Linked DNA regions of Mus musculus: region 2 is linked to region 1. A link is a contact called in ENCODE Hi-C or POLR2A ChIA-PET data. All regions are on one chromosome and are shown on one strand. The core of a region is the stretch at or near the end of the contact, and the rest is flanking DNA. Distances in the headings are between cores, read along the strand shown.

Region 1 (4,814 bases), core at 611-3,110:
AGTTTGGGGGGCCTTCAAACCTAAGGCCGTCAAGCCAATGGTCCCAGGGATGTCTGGAAGGGCTCCTGCCAGACACTGCACCTCTGGCAGCACAGAGAGCGCAACTGGCTTGGGAGAGTGAAGATGCTGCGCTCACGCCCTCCCTGGGTCCCTCTTAGTCCAATAGTCCCTTGGCAGTGACCACCCTGGTACTAATGATGGGTACAGTTAGGGCCTAGGCCCACGCCAGGCCCAGCCCTCTTCCTGCCTGCCCTCCTCCCTTACCACCCCCACCCCCACCCCCGGTGCTCAGTCTCGTTTCGTCACCGGATCCCCTGGAATGGGGGACGCGGGCGCGAAATACGAACCCAGCCACAGGCAGCTCCCTCCCCACGTGCGCGCTGGCCCTCTGCAGAGTGAAGCCAGGAGAGGGGGGTGCCTCACCTTTGCCTTCCATAGCATGCACGAAGTCCCCCTGGTATAACTGGCTACGTAGCTTCTCCTCCAGGCTGAAGCCACGGACGCTGACAATTTCCTCCACGTCCGACAAGTCTTCGTTCTCGTCGTATCTCTGGCGGTCAATCGCACGCTGCGGGGACCCAACCAGAGAACCCCGGACATTACTGAGAGGACTTGGGGGGGTCTCCTCTCACCCTGGGCCCACCAAGAACAGGTGCAAGAGTCGCGCGCCCACTGCACCCCAGCATTGCAATCTGAGCAACTTTGCGCAAATGCCAAAGATGCTGGAAAGCAGAAAAAGGGGCTCACACCCCCAAGGCCCGACTGCCCTTAAACGAAGCAATCCCTTCTTGCATCTTTGGAAGCTATGGAAATGGTATTTGGGGGCTTTCCTCTGCCCCCACGCCAAGTGATGTGCTAAGCTTTGCCCACTCGACTGGGAGCCTGGTTATGTAACCCCTGAAGGGGGCTCCGGGTATGAGCTGGCGGGGCAGATGTAGGCCCCGAGAGAAGCCGCTGCAGCAACCGGCTCCGCGGTAACAGCAGCCCTGGCGGCCACGGCGGCCAACCCGGGAAGCCGGAACCCAGGGCCGGCGGCATTACTAAGGCTGGAGCTGCTCCCGAGCTACAGAAAAGCTGGAAAGCTGAAACGGAAGGGTTGAGACCCTAACGGCCCCCGCCGACCGACCGCTAGTGCAAGAAGAGGAGGGGAGGGGAGGAGGTTAAGAATGTGGGGGGAGAGAGGCAGCCAGCCCACCACAAAGCTTCTATCAGAGACCCCAAAACGCACCAGCAGCTGCCTCATCTCCCCACGAGCGCGCGCGCACACTCACTTCCTAAGGAGACTCCCCCACCACTCCCCGCATCCTTCTTCCTCCTCCCTCCGCCGCTCAGCACCGAGCCCCGCAGCCCCCCAGATCCCAGGCGAACCCCGAGCCCGCTCAGTCCCTTCCACGCCTTTCGGCGTTGCCTCCTCCCCACTTAAGTGTCTGAGACCCTGAGCCTCACAAGAGACTGGAGGAGTAAGCTGCTTGCTTCCTTTTGCATGCAATTTATTATTTTTTTCCGGTCCTCTTGCAAAATACAGAAAAGGAAAGAAAAGGCAGCAAGAAACAACCAAAAAAATAAATAGATAGATAAATCGATCATATACCAGATACAGATTTGGGGGAGAAAAAAAAAGCTACACACCAATCTTCTTCCAGAGTCTTTCTCTGCCTCCATTTTTTTAGGAGAGTTCACCAATTAATTGTCAACACTCCTGCCCCCTGCATTTTGGCGGAGGGGGAAAGGAGGGAAGACCAAAGAAAAGAAAGCAAAAAAATAAATAAATAGAGCAAGCCAGAGCCGATATCTACAAAGTTTTGCACCAACACTTAAGCAGATCCGTTTGCAAAGTCCTAGGAAACCATTTTCAGCAGTTGTGGGGGGGGAGGCGTCGACGTCATAATCCCCGGAACGTAAACATTGTTGCCGATCGCGCTCGGAGCTTGCGGCTAGGCTAGTTGGGGAAAGGGGGGGCTCGGGTTGGGGGTGTCGGGGACCGCAGCCGTAGGAGGTGTGGGGCCAGAAGGGAGCCTGGGACGCACCGGGCGCTGTTAGCGCCTTGGCATCGCTGTTTTGTTGTTGGGTCACGAGTGCGCCTCTGCACGCAGGCGCCGCCGCCGCCCGGGAGCTGACTTTTGGAGGGCTGAGTTGCAGGCGGCGGGCGCATCCCAGAGATGGCGGGGCAGGGAGGGAGGGAAAGAGAGGAGGGGGTGGGGAGGGAGGTGCAGATTTGCACGGATGGCCTCAGCGGGAGGCGCGGAAATGCTAGCCAAGCCTGCTGGCGTGAAAGCCCCCGGGGCCTGGCACCCCCCAAAACGACCCCCCACCTCTGCCCCTGCCCCCTCTTGCTTGGGTTACGCAGGGCTGTCCCTCTCTTCCTTCACCCACCTTTCCTCATTACCTATGCTGGCGACCTAAATTCAAAGTATTTTGTATGTGTGATTTCTTTTTCTGTTTTGCTTTTCTACTGCATGCCTGGGGGGAGGGGCCAGCCTGTCCAGACCCTTATCCATTTGCGAACCTGCCATATGGAGGAGGCATCTGAGGGGCTCAGAAAGAAATTACCTCAGCACTGTATCTGTACAGACTGCATAACTTTTAAACTCCCGGGGCTGAAATAATAATATGGAGACACACGCACAGGTACAGGAAATACAGCCAGTCCACAGCCTTTTCAGACTGCAGCTGACCGGAAGAAAGCCTTTGGTTCATTCATTCGGATAGCCTCGGTAGTACAGCCCTGAAATAGAAGTTGGGCTTTTAAAGAGAAAGGAAAAAAAGTCTCTACACTCGCTGAGAAGAGATAAATCGATACACAGGAGGGAATAGAGAATCGGATTCAGCGTCTCTAATGCAGGCAGGCAAAAGGTAAGCCTCTCTCGTGTGGCAGTTTAAGAGAAAAGTGGTGGTTGTTTGTGGCTTTCTGGGGTACAGCAACCTTGATTGATCCATATTGTTTCTCAGCGGAGAAGGGGGGCAGCCTTTGTGAATATTCCTGGAGTAGCAGATCCCCAATGTTCCTCCGTCTTTTAAGTAGTGCTTGTGACTGCTTCCAGAATTGACTGACCCTCAGTGGTCCTGGAATTCCTTTAAGTTGAGAGAAATGCTGGCCCTAAACTTTGTTTCCCTCCGGGCCTCTTCCTTTCTTGCAAGGGCCTAATGACAGCATCACAAGGATGTTCTGAGAGACCTCCCAGGTGACGCTAGCTTGGCGTACAAGCTAAAGCAGGTCATTTTGCACCCTGGAGAAACCCAGATTCAAGAAATTATGAGTTTAGGTGACTGCTGTTTTTATCTTGTCCCAATGTCAAGAGCACTGGTTCAGACAGATACGGGGAGGAAGTGGCCTTGCCACCTGAAATCAGCTGTGAACCACACATCGTCACCCTCCCTTACGTCAGAATTTCCTGCCTTATCGGTCTGTACTTTTTTTCCACCTGTCCCCAAATCTGCTCTTTGAATTTTTTTTTAAAAATTCCATCCATGCACGTTATCGGTAGAAATCTACGTAGAGATGAGGCGACAAACACCAAGTTTGTCACCAAACTGAAACTACATCTACGTTGGCTCAGCTGCATTCTCTGGGCAGCCCTTCTAACCATCCCTGTGAAAACCAGGGGCCAGCTGGTGCTGTAACGCAGTCCTGGGATATTTGGCCTAGCAAGCCTAAGGCCCTGGGTTCCATACCCATTGACATGGGGATGTGGACCACTTTATCTGGCTCTTCTTGTGAGAAAGAATACGTTTGAAGGGGATGTCTCATGGCCTTGTTGCTCTGCTTTGTAAGTGAGGATGCTGGGATTCAGAAAGGCAGAAACGACTCGCTCTCAGTCATGCTGCTTACCCTTTCAAATGTCCACCGACTTCATTTATGCTTCAGAATGAAATAAAGGAGGGGCCCAGGGTTGAGAATCAGTGGATTACAGAATTAAAGCAAAACTGTCAAATAGGATGCTGGAGATTTTCGTTCATCTTCCTCCCTGAAGTCTCTCCCTTCCCCCCAGAACCCCCTTCCACTCCCTGTGGCTTCTGAGTTCCCCCAAAGGCTGGCATTGGAAAAAGTCAGAAGTGAGCCACGTTTGTAGAGTGGGCAGAGGTTGATCGGTCACCTGATTTGATCCTGTCCCTTTACAAACCTGGAGGAGAGGAAACCACAGACATGAGAGGAGAACGAGCCTGCAGGGTGTTTGTTCCCCTTTGACTCCCCCAGAATGCCCACCCCTCTGCTGGGTCTAAGTGGTCACTCAATAAACGTTGAGCCCTTGATGGATCACCTTCTCCAGCATATTTGCATTTTCCCTTTATCAGTAATTGGCAGATGAAAGCCTTTGTCCTCAGTTGAAAGAATTCCAAGCATTCCCTCTGAGTGGGGGAGGAGGTTATTTTGGGCCACAGGGGGAAGGGCCAGACCCTTGAGCTCTAACTTCAGGCTGATTGTCCCCCAGGAGCTGAGAATAGGTGAGAAATAGGAAAGGGGGCTTCTTTTGAGAAAGATGAGCTTTTAACACAAGCCAGCCTCATTGGAAATGAAATAATGTCTTCCTGTACCGCCCTTGTAAAAGGCTCAGTCAGATCCTACCTGTGTTAGTCTGTTGTATCATCTCAGGCCAATTGAGCAACTCTGTGTCCAAAGACAAGGGGGCAGAAGACAGAAATGACAACTTCGCTTACACACACACATACACACATACCCCGTGAGCTTGACTGTCCCTGGATGGAGCACTCAGAAACTCAGGGATTCTGGACTAGGAGCAAACAAATTTATGTTGTTATTCTAGCTCTTGGCTTTCCTAGCCCTAGGTAGCCTGGAACTTGCCATGTAAACCAGG
Region 2 (4,140 bases), core at 1,436-3,935, 150 kb after region 1:
CAGGCTCTCTTCGCCTTTGGGTGCAAAAGAGGCAGAGGGGTCTGGAGAGCCCTAGTCCCCTCACCCACCCACTGCAATCGGCTGCCAAGCTCAAGCTCAAGAAATCCCAGCTCCCAATCATCTGCAGCCCATGGCCTGCTCAATCGAGAGTTCCTCGAAGGGGGAAAAAGACACTTGAAAACAAATTTTTTTAGTCTAGTTTTTTACTTACCCACTCAGCCCGGCGCCATGGCGTCTAGAAGAAAAAGCTGGCCGGCGCTTTTGGAGATATTATAAAAATAACAGGTCTTTTTTTGGGAGGTGGGGGATGTTTGGTTGTTTAGTTGGGGGGAAACCTGGGGTTCTGGTGTCCCTTTGTTACCTTCTTTGTAAGTTACACTCGTGGTATTTCTGCTCCTTCCACGACTGCAAACTTTCCAGGGTTGGGCTGGCAAAAAGGCGGCTTCGCTGAGGGCTGTTTAGTGCTCTGGATTTACCAATGGTGTGATCGTCATTAAGAAACAAAAGGCGAAAACACAAGTCAAATCAAAACAAAAGGCAAAACCAGCCATCCCAACCGCCACAGAAAATACCACCGACTCAACGTAGGTGTTTGGCTTGAACCGGCTAAGGGCTTGTTTTCCAGTTTTAATCTAGTTTTCAGAGGCGGCTTTCAGTCTTTTTTTATACAAAAGGTCTTCCTTTCTCTTACCCTCCACCACCCCACACCCAGTTCGAGAAAAACAGCTGTTTTTCTTCAAATAGATCGATTTTCAAAGAGTGTACGAGCTACTGGGAAGAAATCTGAATAGCAACTATGGCTGTAAACATTTTTTTTTTTCCAAAAAGCTCGAAGCTAAAAAATCGTAGCTTTATAGAAGCAAAAACGTCTAAAAGCATTTTAACTGACTTACATCAGACAAAGACAAAGACATACATGCAGATGAAGCTTCCGAAAATTCAGGACATCTCAGGCGACAGTAACACGAGAACGGCAGTGCAGTTAAGGACAGAATGGATTGGGTACTTACAATGTAAAAGGTTTTTAGAAAATTTAACAGTAACAACAGCTCACAGTTTTTTTGTTATTGTTGCCGTTTCGCTACAACTATACATTTAAAACATTACCTTGTTAAAAAATAGAATTAATAAGATGGTCAGGCTTAAGTGTTTAATAGAGGAAACTATATTTAAAAATTTATTGTTCAGTCAAGAGAATACAGATTAAGACAGCTCCAAGCTCTCCCACCCACCCACCCGAGAAAAAAAAAAAAGGAAAAAAATTAAATATGTCATTTACTTAGGTTTTTTTGAATTCAAAACTGTTAACTGCTGACATTAATAGTGTGCTATGACCTAGTTATACAAGACAAAGATGGATTCCAAGTCATAAGGAAAAATCCAGATCTTTTTAAAAGGTCTTCATTCTTCCAAGTGTGAGTCCTTTGGCAAATGTTAAACACATTCAGGCGTCCTGAACTGGATGGTGGAGTCAAAGGAAAAGCATTCCCCATTTGCAACAAAGGAAAAACCCACTTGGCCATTTAATTCCATTGCAGAAAAATGGCTCCCTCATCTGTTGGCCTCTCCTTGGAGTCTGATGAAGGATGTTTTGAGATCAGCGTCTAATAACTCAAGCCCTATAGAAGCCGCGCGCTGATTGGCTGCCGCACCCTGCCGCCCTGCTCCAGCCAATTACCTACCCACGGCCAAATTACAAACCCCGAAAAGAGCCCCAATATGAAATACACCACCACGAAGCCCCGGCGAGGCGGCTGCTTCGCCTCGGCAGCCCGAGAAGAGAGACCGAGGGCGTCTGCAACCAGATCCACGCGAAAAGCCGGGGAAGCCTACGAGTTGAACTCACAAAATGGAAGCCGAGCGCTGATTGGCCGCCGCCACTCCCGGACCTTTAATAAAGAAAGGGGAAGGAAAATGATAAATGCAAAAAAGGGGACTCTCTGTCGCTGGTGGCTGGAGGAAGGAGGGAGGGAGAAGCATGTGTTCAAGACAATTACTGGGCGCTCCCCTCCAAAAATAAAAACAGAAAGGCAAAAAATAAAAACGAAAAAATAAAGAGAAAGAGCTATCTTCCCCGTCCAGGCGAGGGTTGTATCCTCCCAGGAATGTGAAGGCTAGTGTGGTTCCAAACCTTGGTTTCCCTTCCCCAGCACAGCTCCTGGGAGGGAGGGGGCGTGCGGGCCAAAGAGGAAGCGGGATCGGAGATACCTCGATTGCAAACTCGTTTGGGGTCGACGTCTGCCTCCCCTCCAGGCTTCTAGTAGTCATACACACGATCACCCCCCACTCGAAACCCAGCCCTTTTCGCCGAGACTCCACGCGTCCACCACCGGCCTGGGCAGTTTGGAAACAGTTTGGGAGGCCCTGGGGGCGCACACCGTGGAGTCTTCCGTAGCTGGAAGGGTAGCCCCAGCCGCGGGGGAGATAGAAGCCGTGGAGACCCCCCTCTCCCCCGTCAGCCAAGCCCCCCACCTCAGTCCCAGCAGAATAAATAAATTAAAAGGCCTTCCCCCCGGGGAAGGGGGGGGAGGCAGTGTGGGAGCGCGCGAGTGAGGGGTGGGGGGCCGCTGGGGCCCGGGGCTTTGGCGGCGCAGCTGCCGCCGCCGGGAGAGTGCCTGGGGAAGCGGCGAGGAAGGCGAGGGGAGGAGGAAGAGGAGGAGGAGGAGGAAGAGGAGGAGGGTGAGCACTCGGGTCGGGCTCCTTAGCGGTGTATTGTGGGATGTGCGGCTACTGGGAGCCGAGCCTCCGCCGCCAGCCGCCTCCCGGGCAGCAGCAGCAGCAGCAGCGGCGGCGGCAGCAGCAAGGGCAGCGGCAGCTCGGGGCCCGGCAGCCGCTAAGGCGGCGTCCCCCCCATCCCGGCCCCCGGTCCGGCCGCCCCGGCCTCGGCTCCCGCGGGGGACACCATGTACTGGCTGGCGGCGCAGGGAGGCCGGCGCCCGGCGGGGATGTAAGCGCGGCGCAGGGAAGGGAGGAGAGAGAGAGAGAGAGAGAGAGAGAGAGGCCGCGGTCAGAGGAGCCGGGCAGCCCGAGCCCCCGGCCCCCGCCCGGGCGGGCGACGCCAGGCCCTGCCGCGCGCCCCGCTCCCGAGCCGGGCCGAGCGCCACGCCGGGCGGCTGGCGGCACCATGGGCCGGAGCCCGCGTCCTCCGTGCGTCCCGGACCGCGCCAGCCCGCAGCGGGGGCCCCGGGCAGCCCCTCGCTGCCAGCCGGAGACGGTGGCCGAGCGGGCGGGCGCGTAAACCCTCCGGAAAGGGTTTATTCTCTCGCTCCATTCTTAGATTTTTTTTCCTCGGGAGGCGGGGGGGGGGGGGAGAGGCAGCGAGACAAGCTTTCGGGGCGCGCTGGTAAGGTGGGAGGGGGGTGGGGGCCAGCCGATTGGATTCTCGGGCGAATGTGTAGAAGCGTCGGAGAGGACAACAACTTGCTTGGGTTTCAGGTTGGGTTAACGGCATGGAGAACAGTCACCCCCACCACCACCACCAGCAGCCCCCGCCGCAGCCCGGCCCTTCGGGCGAGAGGAGGAACCACCATTGGAGAAGTTACAAGTTGATGATTGACCCGGCTCTGAAAAAGGGGCACCATAAACTGTACCGCTACGATGGGCAGCATTTCAGCCTGGCCGTGAGTAGCCGGCGCGCCTTCCCGCCACCCCCACCCACCCCCGGTGGAGCCCCCAGACAAGAGGCGAACGGAGGGGGACCCCTCTTCCAGCTACCTGGGCCAACTGTCAGCCAGGACTCCCTCCCCTCAGCCTGGAGTGGGACTGGTGCCTTGAGGGGGGGGGGTCTGCCCCTGCCCCTGGGGAGGGTGCCAGCCCTTCTATACTGAACCCCCTGTCTCTGCCCACAGATGTCCAGCAACCGCCCGGTGGAGATCGTGGAAGATCCCCGGGTGGTCGGAATCTGGACCAAAAACAAGGAGCTGGAGCTGTCTGTGCCCAAATTCAAGGTAGGACCCCTCCTCTCTGTCTTATGGTCCCTCCCCCCCTCCTTCCCCGAGTTCGAAAATAACGCCAGTCCTGACCAAGCCCAGCCGGATTCTTAGTTCCCGCCGTCCAGGACTGGGAAGTTTTGGCGGGGAGGGGGGAGAGGGGTGTCCCCTCCGGGCCACTGTAAACAAAATAACACTCGGAGAAACTGTA

What was found. A loop is a pair of places that touch in the nucleus more often than their neighbours do. ChIA-PET counts read pairs that join two places held with the same protein, here RNA polymerase II (POLR2A).
Region 2: a loop to region 1 is called in a map of T-helper 1 cell, with 2.0 times the contacts of the local background. The contact joins the promoter of Setd1b here to the promoter of Kdm2b in region 1. A Hi-C loop is called at or near these places in 2 of 37 maps with a recorded cell type or tissue (T-helper 1 cell and T-helper 17 cell). POLR2A ChIA-PET finds 5 or more read pairs at or near these places in 2 of 5 experiments (Patski and embryonic stem cell).

The regions. Positions count from the first base shown.
Region 1 is chr5:122,987,239-122,992,052 of GRCm38, forward strand. It overlaps Kdm2b (lysine (K)-specific demethylase 2B), which reads right to left and starts at 1,861. Exons shown (of 23, transcript NM_001003953.2): 1 at 1,630-1,861; 2 at 424-568. The coding sequence starts at 1,662. A930024E05Rik (RIKEN cDNA A930024E05 gene) reads left to right here and starts at 2,116. Exons shown (of 3, transcript NR_045820.1): 1 at 2,116-2,853.
Region 2 is chr5:123,139,508-123,143,647 of GRCm38, forward strand. It overlaps Setd1b (SET domain containing 1B), which reads left to right and starts at 2,686. Exons shown (of 17, transcript NM_001040398.2): 1 at 2,686-2,947; 2 at 3,436-3,620; 3 at 3,849-3,947. The coding sequence starts at 3,450. It also overlaps a transcript of Rhof not described here.